Linked DNA regions of Homo sapiens: region 2 is linked to region 1. Evidence: read pairs that join two places in POLR2A ChIA-PET (ENCODE). Cell type or tissue: MCF 10A. All regions are shown on one strand. Each heading gives the region's core, and the rest is flanking DNA. Links, peaks and the distances in the headings are about the cores only. Region 1 overlaps BACH2 (BACH transcriptional regulator 2). Region 2 overlaps BACH2 (BACH transcriptional regulator 2).

What was found. ChIA-PET counts read pairs that join two places held together with the same protein. Peaks named below come from ENCODE experiments on the same cell type or tissue, not always from the same donor. Only the 100,000 strongest peaks of a DNase experiment are listed, where the experiment ranks them.
Region 2: POLR2A ChIA-PET joins it to region 1 with 20 read pairs; 3 of 35 experiments call an interaction of 5 or more read pairs at or near these places.

What each region holds. Positions count from the first base shown.
Region 1 is chr6:89,998,114-90,000,917 of GRCh38, reverse strand. All of the region lies in intron 6 of BACH2 (BACH transcriptional regulator 2), which reads left to right. Among named protein-coding and RNA genes, the nearest start is that of GJA10, 110 kb to the right of the region's middle. In MCF 10A, for the core only: no CTCF peak of the experiment used is centred there; DNase peaks (open chromatin) are centred at 487 and 1,537.
Region 2 is chr6:90,284,271-90,287,074 of GRCh38, reverse strand. The region is part of intron 1 of BACH2 (BACH transcriptional regulator 2); the gene reads left to right. Among named protein-coding and RNA genes, the nearest start is that of BACH2, 11 kb to the left of the region's middle. RefSeq lists an enhancer at 1,029-1,529. In MCF 10A, for the core only: no CTCF peak of the experiment used is centred there; DNase peaks (open chromatin) are centred at 1,284 and 2,194.

The DNA.
Region 1 (2,804 bases), core at 44-2,543:
AGATGGGAGGCAAACTGGCCAGGAAGGGAGAGAACCACAGGACTCCAGAAGAGGCACAAGCTCAGTTCTCCCACTTTTATGACTTTTCCCTGACTTTTCAGAAAGGGCCTTCCTTACAGGCATTCACAGGAGATGACAGCTAAAGAGCGGAAAGAGACTTCTGGGCTATCTGATCACCTAGAACATAGGCGGATCATGGCTCTTTAACCATGTCAGAAGGTGTTAAGATTTTGAGAAAATTAGTTCACATTTAATGACCTCAATTTCAATATGAGTGTACAAGGAGTAACAATGCTAGTTACCAGTTTGACTTGCAGGGCCGCTGTTCAGATAAATGAAATGTGATGTGTTAAACTTCTTGGAAGGATGGTGCTATAGAAACAGTAGGTGTTATTATTCCCCTAAAAGGAAAGAACAGTCTTCTCTGATGAAATGGCTGTTACCTCAGAATCCTCATTAAAAGCTGTGGTGCAATTTTCCAAGTTGCGTTAGTAAGACTTGGCAGCAGATGAAAAAAAAGCAAATAAATAAGAAGTCAAAATATTTCAGGTAACTACTTGCTGGCAAATGAGAAGTTTTCAAGTCCTAGAATCATACTGATAATTTTGAAATGCCTAAAGGCAGAACTTATTTATAGTAACGCAGAGGTGACTGCTAGCCCTGAAATGTGGTCCTCAGTCTCGGATGGAGTTGCGGTAAGGCAGCGCCACAGAAAGGGGAGCTAATACTATTGTGACTCCAGCCCTGGAGGCTGTGGTGCTGATACAGAGGGAGGGAAATCTAGTGTGAAAATAGCCACAGCAATAGCTAATTTTAAAACTGAGACACATAAGCTGTTTCCAAACCTCTTACATTTTTTAAATCCTGAGGCCAGTAAGCCTATTTAAAGAAACTTATGCAGAAATGTGTTCCTCTTTTGGCATAGTAGTAGGAGTTGAGTAGACAAAAACCTAAGACATATCTAAAAATCATTTTAAGTGACCTGATTTCAAAGCCGTTTTTAAGATTTCTTTTCACTATGTCTATTTATCCCTATCTGATGTAGGATGACCACAATAATCAACATTTTGAAATAGATTTATGACAAGGCCTCTGAAAGTAAACTTGTTTGCATCAATTTTTTTAAAATAGTTACCGGCGTATCTATTCATTTTTAAACTCCTCTGTATATGAACAAAATATCCTTCATGTTTCTTTCTTTCTCCCATTATGGAGTCTCTTAGCTATTTCAATTAAAATTAATAATAGCTTTAAAGACAAAGTTCAGAGCTATAAAGTTCCTCACTTGATCAGTCATCATAACTATTATTTTGTCGTAGTTAATCATAGAACCCGGGCCTTTACCAAGGTACTTAATTAAACTTTTTAATTTATGATAAGAATTTAAATAGCACTTGTGAGAGTTTTTCAAAATTATTTCTACTTCCCATCCAGATTACACCCTACACCCTTGGAAAAAAAAAAAAAAAGGTGTGACAAAGAGACATCATGGCTGTCAGCCAAGGGTATTGTAGGTCACGCCAGCACGAACTGGCAGCAAGCCATTGTCCAATTAGCATGGCTTCATCCTTGCAGAGTAATCACTCTTTGAGTAGATGGTTGAGTCACTCACGATGCAGTGGTGCTTCACTTGAGCCAGTCCTTCTTAGAATAGGTTTCCTGTTCGCTGTTAATACCTGTCCTCATTTGCCAATACAAGTGCAGGATCATTTAGGCTGAAAGCTGAATAGAAGGCAAACATTGATTATGTATCTCATTTCTCTTGCTTCCTGAAAACTGAGATTGCAGTTAAACAGTGAAAGCACGGTGTGTTTTTTAAGTGAGTTACAAGAAAACACAGTTTCCACACCAAAATACTCAGAGTTAGAATCCAAGAGTCAGTTTTTGTTCTGTCTTTTCTTTGGCAGCTTTAACATTTGGCACAAATCTGAGGATATCAATAAAGTTACCTAATAATCTTAATGGATTCGCATTCCATTCAAAAATTTGGAATGTCACCCAATGTCTTCAGGTTTCAACTCCATTGTTGGGGTGTTCATGACATTTCTGGTGGGTGTGCAGTTATAAAAGCAGACAGCTTTTGAAAGAGGCCCTTCTTATGGTGAGAACACCTGGAATCTTGGTTGGATAAGCTGTAAGCCAGGAAATTGATTCAGGAATTTTTTAATAAAATGGATCATACCCAGGCATTGGAGTGATGCATGGTGGTCAGTTAAAAAAAAAAAGGGAAAAAAGAAAGAAGGCTGTTCTTAAAAGCACAAAGAAAATAGAATAAAATTGTGGGCACTAATCAGTTAATACTTTTATTTTCTTGTTTGTTTGGGTTCTGAACCAAATTGCAGGCTAGAAAAGAATTGGCTTGTTTTGCTTTGAGGAGTGGAGAAGCAATTAAATAATAACACTTTTGGTTTCCTAGGATCTCGGAAGTGTTCTTTTTTGCCATTAATTTGGTACACATAGTAAAATTCATCACTTTGCCATAGACTCCTAAAATATGTTGACAGTCTCTGTAACTGACATTGGCATCACCTCCAAGCCAGCTAGTAATGCGGTGAGCTTTGCTGAGATGGACTTTCGTGTGCAGCCTGGCGAAGGCTGTTTGTGAAAAAGTTAATGCATTCCACACCCTGGGTGGGATGGAGCCAGGCCTCCAACGTGAGCACATTTTTGACTGACTGGCAGCAAAGAGAAATACTGGCAGCTGTTCCCAAGCAAGGCCAAAAGTTGGCCAAGGGAGGAAAAAAAAAAATGCTGGGATTTAGCCAATGAAAGATTCCTGGGCTTAGAAGAAAACCAAAGGAAGG
Region 2 (2,804 bases), core at 39-2,538, 290 kb before region 1:
TCTGTGGAACTGTCTTGCAGGACTTCACTGTCACCTCCAGAGCTGGGTATGATGAAGAGTCCTCTTTCTCTGGGAACACACTGTCTAGCGGGGAACTGCCCTCTAGTTCCTACCTCTCCTTTGTTTTTGCAGTTTAGTTATACCTCCGTGTCTTTCTTTGTTCCAGACTTAATTTGTTTCCCTCTCTCTAGTACCCCCTCTTTGTACTTGTTTCTCCTCCTTTTTTGTTTTCCAAGTCTCAATTTTTTTTTTGGAGAACAAAACAGTACTTAAAACCGGTAAGTATAAAGATTTTTTTTCTAACAATACTTTATGCCAAAGTAAGAGAATTCTATGCATTTTAAATGAAACTATCAATTGAAACCATGTTAGAGAACCAGAATGACCCTAAAGTTGAAGTCTGAAAGTGTCACTTGGAAGACTGTGTCCCTTCATCCTCCTGTAGTTAGACATTTCCTCAAACACAGTTAATCAAGAGTATTTTCTTTTAAATGGTTTTGGAACTATCATTGTAGTATCATTTTCTTTTTAGATTATAAATTTAACCTCTCATATTTTAAGTTCAAGACATTTTCACGGACTATCAAGGAATCCTAGCTCATTGGCCTGGCCCTATTTCTGTGGGAAAATGTATTCTCAGTTCCAGACAACCAGTGTTCCTGCAGATTTTTAGGTCCCGTATAAAACGAGAGAACATAGATGAATGAGAGGCATTGTCAGACAAAGCCTGGCACATGAGATCTCAATTAGCATACAGGTTTTAAATTTCCCACATTAAACAGTACATTTTAAATTTCCACTTATGTTAAGCGTGTTGATATTGTGGGTTTGAAAGTAAGTCCCCTCTGAAAAACAGGAACTGTGCTTGTCTGTTACCAGTTCTTGTGGTCGATATGGTAACTATTTTGATTTTTCAGAAGGGAGGAAAAGCAGTTAAATCTAGTTAAAATTAAAACCAGTTAAAATTAACTGGCTCGTGAGATTTCAGTGCAGCTGTTCCACACATAGCAACACTAAGAGTGAGTTGTTTATTACCATGATTAATTATTATTAGTTGTTACTTCTTTTTGAGCAGTGGCATAGATTATTTATATTTTTGGTCTAACCTTGGAAAATAGAAACTGCAAGCGTAGAGAGGTTCCCGTTTGCTAATTTGCATGTACCCTGTTTTTGTTTTTGCCAGGTAGGTGTGTGCATCTCAAGTACACGAGAGTAATTTAGCATGTCAGCACTTTCCTACCAGCAGTGCTTGCTGACTCATGCAGCTGTTGTAGCACTCAGCTGGCCGCACTGTAAACTGCCCATAGTACCAGCACCGCCCTTGGAGAGCTCCGGGCTGCTGGGCTGGTTAGCTACTGGGAGGCTATTTTCAGATCTGTGGTCACTGCTGAGCTGGGTCCTCTTCTCCTGCCAGCAGCCAGACACAGCCTTCTGGTTGCAGGGGAGAAAATTGGACAAATTTCTACCTTTGTAGGGACTGCATAAAGATTCATAGCATTTCTGGATATGCCTCAGGAAAACTTTTTTTTTGCTTCACTTTATTTTTCTGGGAATATTTAAGGGGAGAGGCAAAAGGGGCTGATAATAAATGAAAAGGGAATGTGCTGTTATTTCCTACTAAGATCAGAAAGAGTTTTCATAAACCTTTAACTTAGTTAGGCTTTCTTGGCGTAACTGAAACCTGACCCACTTCTCCCTCAGTGCAAAGCAGTGTGTCCTGAGTAGGGAAGCAGGGGCGAGGGTGCAAGTGACTAGCCTGACATTGTTTTATGTGGCTGAAGTCCCTAAGTGATGACAGCTTTTGTTTATATCCGTTCCCTGTTATTGAGGTTAAAAAACAAAACAAAAAACTTGACCTCAGGTCATTTTAAAGCTAGCATGTATTTTCAGAGATGGTTTCACTGTTTGTTTTCAGAGTTCAGTTTTGCTTATTTTCATCGGAAAGTGTGAAATGTTGCTTTTCTGAGGCTTCTAAATAAACTTCCTTTTGTAGATACAAGTTGATCCAATCATCATAAACTGTCTTGAAAAAGGATGATTAAAGTAAGATCAGCTGGGGAAGGGAAAGCTTTGCACACCCTTGAGGAGTTTGCCTTCTTTTTCTTAAGTTTCAATAAGCATTCTGAAGCAGCTTTGACCAGTAATAAAGAAAAGCCACAGTGACTGTGTGTAACATGATGTTGATGGAAGTTCTTGGTTTCCGCCGATACGAATGACTCATCAGTATCAATAGAATTGTGACTTCTAATAATAACACAGTGCAAGACCTTCAAAACATGTGGTTTTAGCCCTTGCTCTTAGTGAAAGGTTGGAAAATGTTAGTTTGAGCTTTTTTTTTTTAATCTCTTGATTTTGCCCAAGTATAAAGTTGTTTTTTGTAGGAATGATGATCCCCCTGTTGTTTTCTCATCTTACTGTTTTTAGTTTCATTATGATTAAGGAGCCAAACTCAGATCATTTCATCGTTTAGAAATCTCTGCGCTAAGCATCTCCTGTCGGGGCTGTGTTTGAGGGAAATGTGGCTGAAAAGCAAATCCTCCCTGAATGCAGAAAGGAAAATACTGGTGCAGACTACAATCCACTGAGCTGCGTCCCTCCTACACAGCATCTATTGCGGAGGGCTGTGGTATTGCTAAGTAGCCCCATAACCCTGTGAGTCATTGTCAAAGGATTCCAAGAGGAAGGTTAACAGAAAATGCGAGTCAGAGGAAACAGCAGAGTGGAGCAGCTAGCTCAGGAAGAACTGTGCTACCTGCTGAGGGGCTGCCCAGATGTCACCAGGAATTCAGGTGTACGTTCATCTT